Linked DNA regions of Homo sapiens: region 1 is linked to region 2. Evidence: chromatin contacts called from ENCODE Hi-C or POLR2A ChIA-PET data. All regions are on one chromosome and are shown on one strand. The core of a region is the stretch at or near the end of the contact, and the rest is flanking DNA. Distances in the headings are between cores, read along the strand shown.

Region 1 (5,090 bases), core at 2,591-5,090, 1.5 Mb after region 2:
GCGCCGGCGGGGTCAAGAGAACCTCCTCTAGGGTGGGAATCAGAGCCTCCGGGCCGCGGTGTTTGAGGGTGAGTGGAATTAATCCCGTGATGGACGTGGGGCCTTCTAAGGGGGACCAGGAGTTTGCGAAGAGGTGACTTTGGGAGGGGTTCAGGATGGCCAGAGGTGGAGGCTGTGACCTCAGTGAGGCTGGATCAAGGGAGGGGCAGGTGGAGAAGAAACCGTTTTAACGAGGTGGCTTTAAGCGGATCCTAAGGGCCCCAGGAGATTTAGGAGGAAGGACAAGAGGATTAAGACACCGCTTTCTGGTCGGGTGCGGTGGCTCACGCCTGTAATCCCAGCACTCTGGGAGGCCGAGGCGGGCGGATCACGAGGTCAGGAGATGGAGACCATCCTGGCTAACACTGTGAAACCCCGTCTCTACTAAAAAAAAGAAAAAAAAGAATACAAAAAAATAGCCGGGCGTGGTGGCGGGCGCCTGTAGTCCCAGCTACTCGGGAGGCTGAGGCAGGAGAATGGCGTGAACCCGGGAGGCGGAGCTTGCAGTGAGCTGAGATCGCGCCACTGCACTCCAGCACTCCAGCCTGGGCGACAGAGCCAGACTCCGTCTCAAAAAAAAAAAAAAAAAAAAAAAAAAAGACACGGCTTTCTGAGGTGCCGTGCGGCTGTGGCGGGGGTGGCTGGGGGTGCGGGTTGTGTTCATTGTCCAAGGCTCTCCAGTGCTTTGCGTGGCGTTTTGGGGAGCACAGATGAGGTGTCCCGACAGTGGGGAGTGGCTCTAGGGAGACCAGAGGCTCGGGAGGGGGCCTGGGCATTAGACCAGGCACAGGATCCAAAGTGGGAAGAAATGTGGGCGTAGAGGGCAGGCCTTGGAGATGGGTGTGGGGGAGGAGGGGGAGATGGAAAGGAGTCAGGGAGGTCTCCCAGGCTCACCTGGAGGAGTCAGGGTCTCATTTCCAAGTGCACTGGGAACTGCAGCCTGGGGGTGGGGGTTCATTTGGTTTCAGGCCTGTGGCCAAGAGACCTACCCCCTCATATTCACACTTTGGCCTCCACGGGCTTCAGAGATAGTACCAGCTCTTTGTTCTCGCTGGTTTTCTTTCCTCACCTTGGGCTGTTTCTTGCCTTTTCCATTCTGGTGTTCTGCAAGGACCAGTTCCTTCATCTCATGCACAGTCTACACTCATGGCTTTTGCTGGGAGTAATGAGTAAAGCTCCCAAATAGATGTTTCTGAGTTAAAACACTGAACACAAAATGAAGCAAAAACAACGCATTTCCAACCTCCCAAGGTCACATGATGTCTAGAGGACAGTGATGGGCAATAACTTTTTGTCTTCCCCATTAGAATGCAAGCTCCACGAATGGAACGTGGAGTTTTTTATTTTTTATTGTTTTTTGAGACGGAGTCTGGCTCTGTCACCCAGGCTGGAGCAATCTTGGCTCACTGCAACCTCCGCCTTCTGGGTTCAAGCAATTCTCCCGCCTCAGCCTCCTGAGTAGCTGGGTCTACAGGCATGCACCACCACGCCCAGCTAATTTTTGTATTTTTAGTAGAGACGAGGTTTCATCATGTTTGCCAGGCTGGTCCGGAACCCCTGAGCTCAGGCAATCCGCCCGACTTGGCCTCCCAAAGTGCTAGGATTACAGGTGTGAGCCACTACACACGGCCAGAACATAGAGATTTTTTGTGTTTAATTCACAACCGAGTCTTCAGTGCCTAGAACAGGTGCTCAGTAAATATTTACTGAAGGAATGAATTCCTTTTTGTATTTCTTGTATCTATCACCAGATGCTCTTGTATCTAGTACCTGCTTGGCATACAGTAGATAGAAAGCTTTGCTGAGTGAATAGCTCTGCCTTTCGTCTTTTTTGATATGTGTACATCTTTTAAAAAATAATGAATAGACTTTGTTTTAGAGCTGTTTTGGTTTACAGCAAAACTAAGCAGAAAGAAAATATCCCCTTCCACAAACATCCTGGACTGTACAGCCTCCCCTACCATCAACATCCTGCATTACTGTGGAATATTTGTCACACCTGATAAACCAACATAGATTCATGGTTACAAAAATGAACCAATATGGATAAAACATATACATTATCAGCCAAAGTCCGGAGTTTGTTAGGTTTTGCTCTTTGTGTATATTCAAGATACATTTGACAAATGTATAGAGATGTACCCAACCCTGTAACGTCAGACTCCACTGCCCTAAAAATCCCTTGTGCCTCACCTATCCATCCCTCCTTCCCTGCAAATCCCTGGCAGCCGCTGATCTTTTTTACTATCTCCGTAGTTTTTCCTTTTCCAGAATGTCACATAGTTGGAATCATGCATTATGTAGTCTTCTCAGATTGGCTTCTTTCACTTAGATTTATACATTTAGGATTGCTCCAGGATTTTTTTTTTTTTTTTTTTTTTTGTGGCTTCAGAGCTCATTTCTTTTTAGCACTTAATATTCCATTGTATAGATGTACCACAGCTTATCTGTCCACCCATTAAGTGATATCTTGGATGCCCTCAAGTTTTGGCAATTATGAATAAAGCTGCTATAGACATTCTTGTACAGGTGTTTGTATGGGCATAAGCTTTCAACTCGTTTGGGTAAATACCAAGGTGTGGAGTTGCTTCATCTTATGGTAAGAAGAGCTTGGTTAAGAAATTGCCAAAATGTCTTCCAGACTCTAACATTAGGCATTCCCACTAGGAATGTATGGGAGTTCCTTGTGCTCCAGATCCTCATCAACATTTGTTGTTGTCAGTGTTCTGAATTTTAGCCATTCTAATAAATGTGTAATAGTATTTGTTTTTTTAAATTGCAATTCTTTAATGACATGATGTTGAGCATCTTTTCATATGCATATACATATGGTGAGGTGTATGTTCAGAGCTTTTGCCCGCCTTTAATCAAGTTGTACATTTTCATATTGTTGCATTTTAAGAGGGTTTTTTTTGGTATATTTTGGGTCACAGTGCTTTATCAGATATGTCTTTTGCAAATATTTTCTCCCAGTCTGTGGCTCGTGTTGTGAACGTGGCTAGTTCTCTTGACATACATATCTTTTCACAGTATGTAATCCTGTTGTGCTTTTTTTTTTTTTCCTTTTGAGACGGAATCTTGCTCTTGTCACCCAGGCTGGAGTGCAGTGGCGCGATCTCGGCTCACTACAATCTCCACCTCCCAGGTTCAAGGGATTCTCCTGCCTCAGCCTCCCGAGTAGCTGGGATTGCTGGTGCCCGCCACCACGCCCAGTTGATTTTTGTATTTTTTAGTAGAGATGGGGTTTCACCATGTTGGCCAGGCTGGTCTCGAACTGCTGACCTCAAGTGATCCGCCCGCCTTGGCTTCCCAAAGTGCTGGGATTACAGGCGTGAACAACCGCGCCCGGCCTGATGTGCATATAATTTTATTATTTGATTTTTAATATACATGAATAGCATGCAGTTCCAACTTTGCTCGAGACTTCACAATTACCATTTTAAAGGGCTGCAAAATAATCACATTTCCTCCTCAACAGCCCCACTTTACAGATGAAGGTAGAGGAATGCTAACTTGCCTATGCTAACCCGCAGAGCTCTGAATCCTCCGGATAGCGCCCCCGCTGTAATCCACCCAGTGCTTCCCTCCAGACCCTTCTCCCTCTCGTGCGCGCGGAGGTTTCGGTTTCCTCTTTTACGTAGGCCGCCCCACTCGCTTGAAAACAAAGTCCGCGATCCTCTAGCCCGCAAGAGAGCTCCGGGACTCAGACCCCGGGCGCGAGGTCCCACGAGCGGCGGGGCGGCGCTCTCGCGGTCCTCCTCCCCGGCAAGGGCCGGGGCAGGGGGAGGAGGCAGCGCGAACAGTCCACGCCCTCCAGCCGGGCGCGCTCGACGCGGACGGCGGGCCAGCTGCCGGAGCGCGGCGACTCCAGGGGACCCACAGCTGGGGCGCCAGAGCGCGGCCATCCGGGCGGGGCCGACGGAGCGCGGCAGGACTTGGCTGGACGGCGCGGCCACGGAGAAGGGCGCGGTGAGCGGACTGGCACCGCGCGGGGAACATTCCGGAGGCCGCCGGGCTCAGTCCCGGTGACCCCCCTGGTCGGGGTTCGCGCGCCCTCCCCCAGCACGCCCGGGCAAGGCTGCCGCGGCGTCGGAGTAATCCCCAACCCTCCGCCGCCGCTTCTTCCCTCACCCGGGCCTCCAGACGTTTGCCGCGGAAACGAAAGTAACGCTCGGGTGCTTGCGTGGAGGCCGGGGCGGCCGCGGGCTTCCCGGAAGGAGAGGGACTCTGCCCGGGGTGCGCGCGGCGGGCGGGCCCCGCCGGTACCGGAAGTCGGGCGGTGGGCGGGGCCGCGGGCGCTCCCGGAAGTCAGGGGTGCTCCGCTAGGTGTCTCTGCTTATCCGGAGTCCGCTGGCCGCCTCTGTGCCAGAGGTCGGGGCGCTGGACTGGTAGCGGGCGGAGACCTGCCTTTGGGCCGCGGTTACCGCGTGAGGGTGGAATAGGCAGTCCCACACGCCATTAATGTTGTTTTGGTGGAGAAGGTGGGCTCCTAGTGCCCTATCATTAAGAAAAAACAGTTTGGGCTCTTCCCTTACCAGCCCTTTGAAAGGGCCTTTTACTGTTGCGCTTGAGGCCGCAGCAGGTTCCAAAAACAAAAGCATTTCTGCGTGATCTTAGACGACTGAGGGGACGAATGTGGTAACCCTAGCAGGCTTCTGTCACTGGCAGGTGCTTTTGTGAAGTGCTGCGGACCCTCTTGAGGGTTGGGAAGAGGATAGGCTGCATCCTCCTTCCCTAAGCATTTGACAAAGCCTCACAGGGATGCGGGGGTTGCGGGGGCAGGGGGAGGTCTGGGGTTGTTAGTTCTTTCTCTCTTGCTGACCATTTGGCTCTCCCTTAATCAGAGCTCTTTTTTATTTTGGGCAAAGCAGGAGGCTGTTCCAATGATTAATTCTTCCCTGACTTACACTTGAAGAAGCCAAGGCAGGAAGTGAACTTTGAAATGTGCAATGTCTTAGTACTCATCTGCATTCTGTGACTGCTAGGAAGATGGACTGAGTCAAGAGGAAATTGTCTTGTTAGAAATGTGGAATACTGCGTCGGGCACGGTG
Region 2 (5,064 bases), core at 729-3,228:
CACTCCTTAAAGCCTCGACCAGGCGGGCTGATAAGACCTTCAGGGTGCCGGGCTGGGGGCTGAACAGGAATTAAGTGTTCAGGTCCTGGGGCTTCACCACCACCCTCGCCCCTGTCTAGTGTCCTTGGCAACCAGCAAGTGCTGAGCCTCCTGTTGGTGCTTCTCCAACCCACCAGTGACTTGGCCCGCAAACCACCTGGAAAAGGAGTCTCCAGAGACCCCGGCGCACAGCAGGCCAGGAGGCAGCTGCCCCGGGATTCAGAGCAACCTCGGGGCAACCCTCCCTCCTCCAAAGGCTAATTCTAGAAGAGGCAGGTCCTCTTTCCTTCGATGTCAATGTCCATTATGAAACAGTAATTTTTAAATATTCAGGTGACACGGAGATGCGCCTGCTACACGTCAGCGTCCTTCACATGTAACAGCCGAAGCTGCAATTTGAATTTTCCTGCCAACGTGAGGAAGCCGGGATTCGAACCGGGGAGACAAAAGGGGTCCCGAACATGTCCTTGGATTTAATAGATGGTCGGAAATCAGGGGCAGCGGAGCTGTTAAATGCGTCACGCACGCTTCTTCGCAGTCTCCTGAGCTCGCCACTTCCCCCAGCTTCTAGTGAACGACTTGGGATTCAGCCTCCGGGAGGGTCTCTCCTCAAGTCGCTAAAATGCAGAATCGCCGTGCCGGGGGAGGGAGGCCTGGCTCTTTCCCGCTCCTTCGTTTCTTTCCCTCATTTCTCTTCTTCCTGTCCCATTCCAACCACCCAGCGACGGCGAATCTCAGGCGTGTGCACAACGAGCGGGGGCCCTTCCGTGCGTGTCCCCCCAGAATCCTTGAACCGCCCTCTAGGTGCGACCCTGGACGTTCCCCCAGACACACCCGTTGTCTCTGCGAGCCGGCAGCCCCGCGCATGTGGAGATGGAGACTGGCCTGGGGAAGCGTTAAGCTCTTAGACATATTTATTTGCTTCTTGTCATCACACCTGCTAATGTCACCGAGCCCGCAGCCTGACCCCTCATCTGAGCCGAAACGGGCCTGACGGGATCAGAGGGGGCGGCGGCGCGGCGAGCCGGTGGGACCCTCGCGGGCGGGCAGGGGAGCGCGGGGCAGCAGCCGGGCTCCGGCAGCCCTCGCCGCCCGCACCCTCAGGCCGCCAAGGGCCGGCCCCCCGGGGAGGGGGGCGAGAAGCAGGGCGGCCCGCAGCGGGGCGGGCTCATCCTTCGCGGGTGAACGGCCGTCGGAAACTCCCAGCAGGGCCCCGCACCCCTTGCCTTCATTTCGGCTGGGGAGGGGTCATGGAGGGGGGCCAGATGGGCGACGAACCTTCTTCCCCACCGCGAGCAGGGCCTGGCTGTGACCGAGCCCTCAAAATCATGTCCTTTGTAGCCGAGTTCAGGACAGGAGAACCTCCAAGTGGAGAAAAGCCGGAGACGTCAGTGACCCGAGTGAGACTGGCGTTGGAGAAGGGAGGGAAGGGGCTGCGGGAGGGGAGAGGCGGCGGGGAGGAGAGGCTGGGGCAACCCCAGCGCTGGCGTCGGCGGGGCTGGCGAAGGAATGAGAGCGAGCCAGCACGAGGCGGGGCGGAGACGCCAGGGCCACTCGGGAGCCGTGGGCGAAGGAAGGGTCTGCACGGGGTCCCGGGAGGACCCAGGAAGTCTGCGCGAACGGCGGGCGTGGGTCCGGAGGGCCCGGGGTGGGAGGTCTGCCGGGCGCCGGCGGCAGGCAGGTGGACTGCGGGGGGCGAACCGACGGCGGGCCGGGCGCCGGCGCGGGCGCAGGGCCGGGGCCCGGGCCAGGGCGGCCGGCGCGCGTGTGGTCAGCCCCGCGGTCCTCCGGCCTCCGGGAGCGGGCCGGCAGGGCTCGGCCTCCGGCTCATTCGGAGGCGGTTCTCACCTCCCATTGGCTGCCGCCGCTGGCGGGGCGGGGCTCCGCTGCCCGGAAAAAAGTGTAACTGCGTAAAAAAGTCCTCGCCTGGGTGACGGATGCTCAAAAGTTCAGAAGTTTTCCCAATGCTTCCTTAAGCGGCTGGCGCGCGAGAGACCGAGAAAAGGTGACGCGGGGCCCGGGCAGGCGGCCGGCGCGCGGCCCCCCCCCCCCCCGCCCTGGTTATTTGGCCGCCTTCGCCGGCAGCTCAGGGCAGAGTCTCCTGGAAGGCGCAGGCAGTGTGGCGAGAAGGGCGCCTGCTTGTTCTTTCTTTTTGTCTGCTTTCCCCCGTTTGCGCCTGGAAGCTGCGCCGCGAGTTCCTGCAAGGCGGTCTGCCGCGGCCGGGCCCGGCCTTCTCCCCTCGCAGCGACCCCGCCTCGCGGCCGCGCGGGCCCCGAGGTAGCCCGAGGCGCCGGAGGAGCCAGCCCCAGCGAGCGCCGGGAGAGGCGGCAGCGCAGCCGGACGCACAGCGCAGCGGGCCGGCACCAGCTCGGCCGGGCCCGGACTCGGACTCGGCGGCCGGCGCGGCGCGGCCCGGCCCGAGCGAGGGTGGGGGGCGGCGGGCGGCGCGGGGCGGCGGCGAGCGGGGGCCATGCAGGCGCGCTACTCCGTGTCCAGCCCCAACTCCCTGGGAGTGGTGCCCTACCTCGGCGGCGAGCAGAGCTACTACCGCGCGGCGGCCGCGGCGGCCGGGGGCGGCTACACCGCCATGCCGGCCCCCATGAGCGTGTACTCGCACCCTGCGCACGCCGAGCAGTACCCGGGCGGCATGGCCCGCGCCTACGGGCCCTACACGCCGCAGCCGCAGCCCAAGGACATGGTGAAGCCGCCCTATAGCTACATCGCGCTCATCACCATGGCCATCCAGAACGCCCCGGACAAGAAGATCACCCTGAACGGCATCTACCAGTTCATCATGGACCGCTTCCCCTTCTACCGGGACAACAAGCAGGGCTGGCAGAACAGCATCCGCCACAACCTCTCGCTCAACGAGTGCTTCGTCAAGGTGCCGCGCGACGACAAGAAGCCGGGCAAGGGCAGCTACTGGACGCTGGACCCGGACTCCTACAACATGTTCGAGAACGGCAGCTTCCTGCGGCGGCGGCGGCGCTTCAAGAAGAAGGACGCGGTGAAGGACAAGGAGGAGAAGGACAGGCTGCACCTCAAGGAGCCGCCCCCGCCCGGCCGCCAGCCCCCGCCCGCGCCGCCGGAGCAGGCCGACGGCAACGCGCCCGGTCCGCAGCCGCCGCCCGTGCGCATCCAGGACATCAAGACCGAGAACGGTACGTGCCCCTCGCCGCCCCAGCCCCTGTCCCCGGCCGCCGCCCTGGGCAGCGGCAGCGCCGCCGCGGTGCCCAAGATCGAGAGCCCCGACAGCAGCAGCAGCAGCCTGTCCAGCGGGAGCAGCCCCCCGGGCAGCCTGCCGTCGGCGCGGCCGCTCAGCCTGGACGGTGCGGATTCCGCGCCGCCGCCGCCCGCGCCCTCCGCCCCGCCGCCGCACCATAGCCAGGGCTTCAGCGTGGACAACATCATGACGTCGCTGCGGGGGTCGCCGCAGAGCGCGGCCGCGGAGCTCAGCTCCGGCCTTCTGGCCTCGGCGGCCGCGTCCTCGCGCGCGGGGATCGCACCCCCGCTGGCGCTCGGCGCCTACTCGCCCGGCCAGAGCTCCCTCTACAGCTCCCCCTGCAGCCAGACCTCCAGCGCGGGCAGCTCGGGCGGCGGCGGCGGCGGCGCGGGGGCCGCGGGGGGCGCGGGCGGCGCCGGGACCTACCACTGCAACCTGCAAGCCATGAGCCTGTACGCGGCCGGCGAGCGCGGGGGCCACTTGCAGGGCGCGCCCGGGGGCGCGGGCGGCTCGGCCGTGGACGACCCCCTGCCCGACTACTCTCTGCCTCCGGTCACCAGCAGCAGCTCGTCGTCCCTGAGTCACGGCGGCGGCGGCGGCGGCGGCGGGGGAGGCCAGGAGGCCGGCCACCACCCTGCGGCCCACCAAGGCCGCCTCACCTCGTGGTACCTGAACCAGGCGGGCGGAGACCTGGGCCACTTGGCGAGCGCGGCGGCGGCGGCGGCGGCCGCAGGCTACCCGGGCCAGCAGCAGAACTTCCACTCGGTGCGGGAGATGTTCGAGTCACAGAGGATCGGCTTGAACAACTCTCCAGTGAACGGGAATAGTAGCTGTCAAATGGCCTTCCCTTCCAGCCAGTCTCTGTACCGCACGTCCGGAGCTTTCGTCTACGACTGTAGCAAGTTTTGACACACCCTCAAAGCCGAACTAAATCGAACCCCAAAGCAGGAAAAGCTAAAGGAACCCATCAAGGCAAAATCGAAACTAAAAAAAAAAAATCCAATTAAAAAAAACCCCTGAGAATATTCACCACACCAGCGAACAGAATATCCCTCCAAAAATTCAGCTCACCAGCACCAGCACGAAGAAAACTCTATTTTCTTAACCGATTAATTCAGAGCCACCTCCACTTTGCCTTGTCTAAATAAACAAACCCGTAAACTGTTTTATACAGAGACAGCAAAATCTTGGTTTATTAAAGGACAGTGTTACTCCAGATAACACGTAAGTTTCTTCTTGCTTTTCAGAGACCTGCTTTCCCCTCCTCCCGTCTCCCCTCTCTTGCCTTCTTCCTTGCCTCTCACCTGTAAGATATTATTTTATCCTATGTTGAAGGGAGGGGGAAAGTCCCCGTTTATGAAAGTCGCTTTCTTTTTATTCATGGACTTGTTTTAAAATGTAAATTGCAACATAGTAATTTATTTTTAATTTGTAGTTGGATGTCGTGGACCAAACGCCAGAAAGTGTTCCCAAAACCTGACGTTAAATTGCCTGAAACTTTAAATTGTGCTTTTTTTCTCATTATAAAAAGGGAAACTGTATTAATCTTATTCTATCCTCTTTTCTTTCTTTTTGTTGAACATATTCATTGTTTGTTTATTAATAAATTACCATTCAGTTTGAATGAGACCTATATGTCTGGATACTTTAATAGAGCTTTAATTATTACGAAAAAAGATTTCAGAGATAAAACACTAGAAGTTACCTATTCTCCACCTAAATCTCTGAAAAATGGAGAAACCCTCTGACTAGTCCATGTCAAATTTTACTAAAAGTCTTTTTGTTTAGATTTATTTTCCTGC

Evidence for each region. A loop is a pair of places that touch in the nucleus more often than their neighbours do. ChIA-PET counts read pairs that join two places held with the same protein, here RNA polymerase II (POLR2A). Pooled maps may share reads with other maps.
Region 1: a map of endothelial cell of umbilical vein shows a loop between it and region 2 (5-fold over the local background). The contact joins the promoter of RIPK1 here to the promoter of FOXC1 in region 2. A Hi-C loop is called at or near these places in 2 of 168 maps with a recorded cell type or tissue (endothelial cell of umbilical vein and naive thymus-derived CD4-positive, alpha-beta T cell) and 3 of 50 pooled maps. POLR2A ChIA-PET finds 5 or more read pairs at or near these places in 1 of 52 experiments (RWPE1).

The regions. Positions count from the first base shown.
Region 1 is chr6:3,064,654-3,069,743 of GRCh38, forward strand. RIPK1 (receptor interacting serine/threonine kinase 1) reads left to right here and starts at 3,841. Exons shown (of 11, transcript NM_001354930.2): 1 at 3,841-4,008. RefSeq lists a silencer at 3,710-4,499.
Region 2 is chr6:1,607,937-1,613,000 of GRCh38, forward strand. FOXC1 (forkhead box C1) reads left to right here and starts at 1,979. Exons shown (of 1, transcript NM_001453.3): 1 at 1,979-5,064. The coding sequence starts at 2,510. The coding sequence ends at 4,171. RefSeq lists enhancers at 1-23, 2,737-2,836 and a silencer at 1,787-2,406.